Linked DNA regions of Mus musculus: all the other regions are linked to region 3. Evidence: chromatin loops called from intact Hi-C (ENCODE). Cell type or tissue: heart. All regions are shown on one strand.

Region 1 (2,500 bases), 740 kb after region 3:
CACCAAACAACTCTAGAGCAGAGCACACTGCGCTATCTCCCCAGTCTCTGCTTTTGTCAGTCTTAAGTCTGAGCTTTGTTCAGCACAGCAAGGTTTTGAAACCTAGGTGCTACTTCCCAGCCTCTGCTGCTTACTCTTCTGCCCTTGCCTGACTCTTCCTGTCAGGAATGCAGAGCCACAGGCCAGGCAACCATGCCCTCCAAATCCCTCCCTCCTGGAACACAGAGGTCTGGGGAGTGATAGCTCCACACCAATGCTCTCAGGAGAGCATGAGAAGCAGGGCGGTGGCTGCATGCTGGATATACAACAGGGCACGCTGGGTACTCACAGTCTGCCGTGTACTCCACCTGGGAGGGCTGAGCAGGTGTGCCATCTGCAGTGGGTGGGGCTGGAGCTGAGCTGTCAGCTTGTGCTTTCCGGACAAGGGCTGCTAGAGGGTGATCCGGGTCCACCACCTTCAAGGGCTAAGAACAGAGAAGACATTTGGCCTTAGCACTTTCGACATTCTGTACCATATACAACTTTGCTGTTGAGAAGAGACTCAACCTTATGGTACTGTCAGCATGTCTTAAGAAAACCTCAGTACACATTCAGATACAGTGAAAGCTGCCACTGTAGAGGCAGAGTCACTTACATCAGACCCAGAAGAAAAAAACAGGAGCCTCTAGAGAGGCCATGGAGGCAGAACTACATGTATGAGTCCAGTGTCAGAAGCACGCCTGAGCACAAGGACACTCCCATAAGCACACTTGCCTTGATGCTGCCTGCTCAGTGCCGGCCTACTGGCTCAGTATAGCTCCTGTAACTCTCCTCCTTGCACCTCTGAAAACCACCACCCTCAATCCCTCCTCTGAACACGGCTCCATCTGTGAGAGCACACACCCAAACACAACTTTCTTGGTAAGAGCCAATGTTATTTAGGCTGGGGACACACAGAAAGGTTCTATCCAGTTGAGGCCAAGTGCTCCAGCTGGCTGTGAGCACCAGAGGAACCAAGTGGGTTTCATCTCCGTAACAACTTCTAGGCAAAGAGCAAAGGAAGCATCAAGACCCGACAGCAACTCACCAAAGTGCGCATGACAAACTCACAAACTTCAAACTCTCTTAGTGGAGCTTCTCATCAACAGCTCTCACCCTCCTCAATCAAGAGCCAGTCCTCCCAGACATCAACTACACTCTGTGTCTGTGGAGACGCTCATAGATTCTGCCTTCTACATCACAAATGAGTCTCATAAAGATGAGAGGAGGGCCAGAGCAAAGCACGTATTTAGGAACTGTCTATGAAGGGAGCCAAGGCTCCAGGAAGCAGACATTTAAAAAACTAGAAAATCCAATCCTACTAAATTCCAATCAACAGAACATAACAGCTTCCAAATCTTCACCGACACTATTTATATAATAAAACAGCCATCGCTTGCTTGTGAGACCTGTAATGCAGGCATGGAGGAAAACAAACGCTTCATCACCACATGGAACAGAGAAATGCAGACACCTCGGTGATAAAAAAAGATACAGCTGTACCATAGGATATGGCAGGCTTTGTGTTTCCAAACGTAAAGGAATAGCAATTTCCTGACAGTGTAAACACAGCCTAGTGAGGGAGGAGATAAAGACCTTCATCAGCTCTTCCAGGCGGCTGCTCTTCTTGGAAGCAAAGAGAGACGGGTGCAGGTAACTCCCATCTTCCTCATCATCTTCCTCTTCGTTGTCAGAGGTTGGCCCAGACTCTGGAATTGAATTCAAGATGTTGACTATCAGGTTTGATGGCACACATTTGTAATTCCAGCATTCAAGAGGCAGAGGCAGGTAGACAGTCACAAGTCTCTGGGCCAGCCTAAGACTCTACCTCCCAAAATTTATCATTTTGGTTTAATTGTTAACATGTATCAAATCATCACTATATTCTATAAATATGCTCCTCAAGATCATATTTAAAGAGATTCTGCTTGGTGGTAGATACTTGTAACTAATCCTAGCACTGGGAGGTAGAAGCAAAAGGATCAGAGTTCAAGGCTAGCCTGGGGTTCATTAGCTACAGTTCCAAAGACAAAAATAAACACAGGGCTAGAGAGATGGCTCAGCAGTTAAGAATATAACTCTAGCTCCAGGGGACTCAAAACCTTGGCTTCCATTGGTACCCAAACATATGTGGCAGAGACTCAAAAAGACACGAACACATACATGTAAATATTTGGGTCCCCCTCCTCCCCGAAAAAACCCAAGGTTTGTGGGTAGCCCTGGCTATCCTGGAACTCGCTCTGTAGACCAAGTGTGACTCGAACTCAGAGATCCCCTTGCCTCTGCCTCCTAAGTGCTGAGATTAAAGATGTCTGCCATATCAGAAAACAGATCTTGCCATCTTAAGTAAACAGATAAATCTTACATTAAAAAGACAGACTGACTGACTAACTTTGGGAGCCAGTGAGTTTGATCCCCAGAATTAATCTGGTAAAAGCAGACAAATAACTCCTGCAGATTACCCTCTGACCCCACATGTACG
Region 2 (2,500 bases), 230 kb after region 3:
CACATTCCTCTAGTCTTCTCGCCCGTCTTGAGTAGAAATACTGAGACCACAGATGAGTCCCACAGCCGACCTTCTATATGATTTCCAGGGATCGAACTCAGCTGGCCAACCTTTCAAGGCTAGCTCTTGTGCTGAGCCATCTCTCTAAGCCCTGGATTCAAAGTCTTGACATTCCTACCTCAGGCTCCCGACTGCTGCGATCGCAGGTATGTGCTAACAGTTATCACAGGTAACTTAGCATTTAGCAGATATCTTTCCACAGCCTGACTGCCAGCCTTTTTTTTTCTTTCTTTTTTTTTTTTTTTTTTTAATTCCATAACCCAGGCTACCTTGAGCTGGCTTATGCAGCTCAGGATGACCTAGAACTTCTGACCCTCCTCCATCAATCTCCCGAAAGCCAGGACTACTGGCGTATACCACCATGCTTCATTAGTAGTCTGTATTGGCCTGGAACCTGAAGCAAGCCTTTTGCCTCAGCCTCCAGAGTACTGGTATAACCGGCATACAAAACCATACCTGATTTAGCATGATTTACCTCTGCCCCCTACTTTAAGACAAGGTCTCACTCTTTAGTCCCTGTTGCCCACCCCCAAGCCCCCTACCCCTACCCCCCACTCCCCACCCCGGCCGGCCTCTGCCTCCCAAGTGCTGAAACGGTTTTGAAACAGGTTCATCTGCAACCCAGGCCTGGAACCTCCAGCAATCTTCCTGCCTCAGCCTCCCGGGTGCTGCAGGGATGACAAACCTGTCGTCTGTCTTCACCTCAGCAAAGGTTTTGTGTGCTTGAACCTCAGTACAACTAGTGCTGACTCCCTGGAAATCACCTCTTCCTGCTGCTAGTAGCTTAGCCAGAGGTGGTCCCGCCCATAAGCGTGATTGATGAGTCACACCCACCTCTCCCAATTGGCTCTACTCTTCCAGGAGGCGGGGACAAGACAGAGGGGCAGCGGACGCCATCCGGACCAGAAAAAGCCAGGAGAGACCAGAAGGTAACCTGGTCCCTGAGTGTCTTGATCCACTAGGTCCAGGGAACGTGGGACAGAGGGAACAAACAAGAAGGAACGCGAAGTCTGTGGTGCGCTTGCTGAGTGCTGCCCACGTCCTGCAAGCCGAGCAGGTGTCCCAACTCCGTCCCTGCCCCGTAGACCTCCCGAGCCGAGTTGGTCAGTGTGGTCTTGTCTTCCAGATTCGTAAGACAGAAGCTCCAGGAGGAGGAGGAACCGCCCAACATGGCATCAGAGGTGTGTAGGACTGAGGGGACCTTGCAAAGGAGCGGGGAGGAACCAGTCGGGTTTAACCGCGTATGGGGGCCATCTCCTGCCACACAGACCTGCAGTGATCCTGAAATTCCCGACCACACTTCCAAAGACTGGCTTCACGTAGACTCAGGGATGTCCGCGTCGTTATCTGCCCATCCAGCGCCACCTAGTGGCTTATGTAATGATCTCACTATTGGCCACTATGTCGGGCGGTTTTCCCCGTTTTTTTTTGTTTTTGTTGTTGTTGTTTTGTAGTTTTTTTTTTTTTTCTCGTTTGTTTTTTGAGACAGGGTTCCCATGTGTAATCCTGGAACTCGCTCTGTAGACCAGGCTGGCCTCGACCTCAGAGATCCACCTGCTTCTGCCTCCCAGAGCGCTGGGATTAAAGGTATGAGCCACTGAGCCCTGCGTTTTCCCTTTTTAAAGAATTATTTTAAAATGTATATTTGTATGGATGTTTTGCCTGCATGTATAGACGTCTGTGAACCCCGGGGCTGGCTACTCCCTATGTGGGATCTAAAGGAATGGAGTTACAGATGTTTGAGAGCCACCATGTGGGTGAAGACCAAACCTCCATGCTCTTACTGGCTGAGCCCGGCTCTCCAGCCCCTGTTTTTCTTTCTTTGAGACAGTGGCTAACTTTTAGCCCAGGCTAGACTGGAATTCACCTCTACTCAGACTGGCCTTAAGCGTCTGACAAGTCACCTGCATCCACCTGCTGAGTGTTCAGATTCCGGGTGTGACCTACCACATGAAAGCTTTCCACTTTTTTTTTTTTTTTTTTTTTTTTTTAGCATTGTTTGTTCGTACATAAGTATGTCCATGTGAGCTCTCATACATGTGGTGATCAGAGGACAAAATGTGGGAGTGGATTCTCTTTTCAACAGGCTTGGCAGCAAGGGCCTTTACCCAGTTAGCTACCTCATCTTCCTTACATACCGCTTTTCACCCCACATCCTCTTGTCAGGCCCCACCCAATAGGATAACTCTCTCCTCCTATTCGCTTGTTCCCATGTATAGGAAAACTTGAGTCCCTAAATTGTCCTTGAGGTCCATCATATAGAACCGGCCAGGAGGGAGGGACCTCTCTCCGTGGCCCCAGTGACTCCCTAGGGTGTCGCTGTCCTCTCCTCTGGGCCAGGAATCCCTGGCTTGTCTTCCTATTTAGTGAAAGGTGTGCAAGATATAGGTCTCCCGTGGGCTTGGTTGGTTTAGCTGGTAAATGGAATGATGACAGCTAT
Region 3 (2,500 bases):
ATCCGTAACGAAATCTGATGCCTTTTCTGGAGTATCTGAGGACAGCTACAGTGTACTTACATATAATAAATAAATCAAAAAAAATTTTTTTTTAAATTTAAAATGAGCGCAGCCTCTGAACTCTGCAGAACTATTCAACCAAAATATCATGTTTCCACCCAGATAATAAACATTACTCACCCATAATAGGTAGGCGTAACTGGCGCCTGTAAATGACGTCATCACAGAACGACCCGCCTTCCTTTGAGGGTGGAACTAGAGGGCGTAAAAAGTCACGGCGCGCAGGCGTGGTTGCTTTCTTATCGGCTGCCTGGCTAGTGCGCCACTTGACGCATGTGCAGTAGGGCAATCGGGCGTGCGGTAGCTTCTTCCCTGGTAGGTTCCGGAAGAGCCGCGCACTCCTTGGGCGTTAAGGGTTCGCGCGCCGCAGGGTCGTTTCAGCCGAGCACTTGGCGTCCCCTCGAGCTCGAGATCTGTGAACAGCCACCATGTCGATCTTCACCCCCACCAACCAGATCCGACTGACCAATGTGGCCGTGGTGCGGATGAAGCGGGGAGGGAAGCGCTTCGAAATCGCCTGCTATAAAAACAAGGTCGTCGGCTGGCGGAGTGGCGTGTGAGTAATCCTGTGCCCAGAGTTCGGCGGCCTGGCCTCCCTAACCCCGGCTCCTGCGACCCATCGGTACCTTTCAGGCCTGGTTTACCCGATTCGGATTGGGTTCTGCTTTGGGATTTTGTTAGTATCATAAAAACTGCCAACTACAAACGCCATCAGAGCCGGGTGGGACCGATGGTTTAGGCCTGTAATCCCAGCGCCCAGGAAACTGAGGCAGGAGGATTGCTGCGATTTCCAGGCCAGCCTGGAACGTGTGTGTGTGTGTATGTGTATGTGTGTGTGAGAGAGACCGTGACCGACCCTGTACTAATAAAACAAAGCTGCGGTCAAGAGGACCCGAAATTGCAGTAGCCTCTTGGATTAAATGTTTAAATCCGGCCGGGCGGTGGTGGCGCACATCTTTAATCCCAGCACTTGGGAGGCAGAGGCAGGCGGATTTCTGAGTTCAGGGCCAGCCTGGTCTACCGAGTGAGTTCCAGGACAGACAGGACTACAAAGAGAAACCCTGTCTCGAAAAAAAACCAAACCAAAACAAAAAAAGACAGGAATCCAACATTCCAAATGCTATCTCCAAGAAGAGAAACATTATGGTCATTTTCCAGGGATAACAATCGGGAAGCTAATCTTACACCTACAAATCCTGAAATTAAAACGTCACACCTCAGAATCCCCAGTTTCCCAAAGTGCGTAGTAGTGTCTTCGCTACTGCCATCTAGGGACAGATATTCCAGGACAGAAGAAACACCACTCCCCACCACACCCTGAGTTTCCTTACATAAAACAATGATGTAGTTTTTCCCTCTGTGGTGAAGTGGGAGAATCCAGATACTGTCCTTCGCAGGTAGCCACCAGAGAGAGAGTGTGGTGTGTGTGTGTGTGAGATTTCTCTTTTTTTTTTTCTTTAGGGTTTTTGTTTTGTTTTTTTTTGTTTTGTTTGGTTTTTTTTTTTTTTTTTTTTGAGACTGGCCTCAAACTCCCAATTTCCCTGCCTCTGCCTCCTAAATGGTGAGTTACAGATGTGCACATCACACCCAGCTTGCAGCACTTGCCATTTCTCTTGTTGCTATCTTGTGTTTAAATGTGAGTGGATTTTCTACTATCCAGTGGATTCACATAGGACTTTCTCTCCTGCCCTTTCAAGGGAAAAAGACCTTGATGAAGTTCTGCAGACCCATTCAGTGTTTGTAAATGTTTCCAAAGGTCAGGTTGCCAAGAAGGAAGACCTCATCAGTGCATTTGGGACAGACGACCAGACTGAAATCTGCAAGCAGGTAGGTCCTGCCAGGTGCAATGTAACAAAATCTCACGATGGTAGGCAACATCTGGACCACTGTGTTTACTGTTTTTCTTGATGAGTTTTTGTTGTTTTAGCATTTGTTGGGTCCCTCCCACCTCCAGTTTATATTGTTGGGCAATTTGGGGAGGTCTGTATGGTATTTGTCTGTTGCTATTTTTTTGAGACAGAATCTCACTCTGTAGCCCAAGCTGACATCAAACTCAGGGGATAGCCATGCTGGCATGGAACTTCTGATTCCTCCAGGGACATGCCACCTCACCCACATCCATTATAATAGCATGCAGTGATTAGGACCGGAATCCACTACTCCAGATACTATCACAAAGAAAAGAAACTTACTATGGTCATGTTTCTGAAATAATAATTGGGAAGCTAAGCCTACAAATACTAAAATGAGTACTACAGGTCACACAAACACCCTCACCCACCCTCCTCGGAATCTCCACTTTTACCCAAGTATGCAGTATCTTTGCTTTGGCTATCTAGGATGTAAGCCTTCACTCCCTACATAAAACAGTGTCGTGGGTTTTTTTGGTTTCAGTTCCCCCCATACACACACCCCAAGATGAAGTGGGAAAATACACAGA

What was found. Hi-C counts contacts between places; a loop is a spot of excess contacts. Peaks named below come from ENCODE experiments on the same cell type or tissue, not always from the same donor. Only the 100,000 strongest peaks of a DNase experiment are listed, where the experiment ranks them.
Region 1: it touches region 3 in a loop (4-fold over the local background); 3 of 42 quality-filtered maps call a loop at or near these places.
Region 2: it touches region 3 in a loop (2.1-fold over the local background); 3 of 42 quality-filtered maps call a loop at or near these places.

The regions. Positions count from the first base shown.
Region 1 is chr5:129,513,980-129,516,479 of GRCm38, reverse strand. Sfswap (splicing factor SWAP) reads right to left here. Exons shown (of 18, transcript NM_172276.3): 6 at 1,615-1,727; 7 at 329-464. Among named protein-coding and RNA genes, the nearest start is that of Sfswap, 14 kb to the right of the region's middle. In heart, no CTCF peak of the experiment used is centred here; no DNase peak of the experiment used is centred here.
Region 2 is chr5:130,022,783-130,025,282 of GRCm38, reverse strand. It overlaps Asl (argininosuccinate lyase), which reads left to right and starts at 902. Exons shown (of 17, transcript NM_133768.5): 1 at 902-989; 2 at 1,187-1,241. The coding sequence starts at 1,230. Gm40334 (a long non-coding RNA gene) reads left to right here. Exons shown (of 3, transcript XR_868562.1): 3 at 89-155. In heart, a CTCF peak has its summit at 1,433 (motif pointing left); a DNase peak (open chromatin) is centred at 892; H3K4me3 peaks cover 1,339 bases; H3K27ac peaks cover 995 bases.
Region 3 is chr5:130,253,326-130,255,825 of GRCm38, reverse strand. It overlaps Sbds (SBDS ribosome maturation factor), which reads left to right and starts at 296. Exons shown (of 5, transcript NM_023248.2): 1 at 296-616; 2 at 1,758-1,887. The coding sequence starts at 489. It also overlaps a transcript of Tyw1 not described here. In heart, a CTCF peak has its summit at 1,323; DNase peaks (open chromatin) are centred at 285 and 1,335; H3K4me3 peaks cover 1,818 bases; H3K27ac peaks cover 1,290 bases.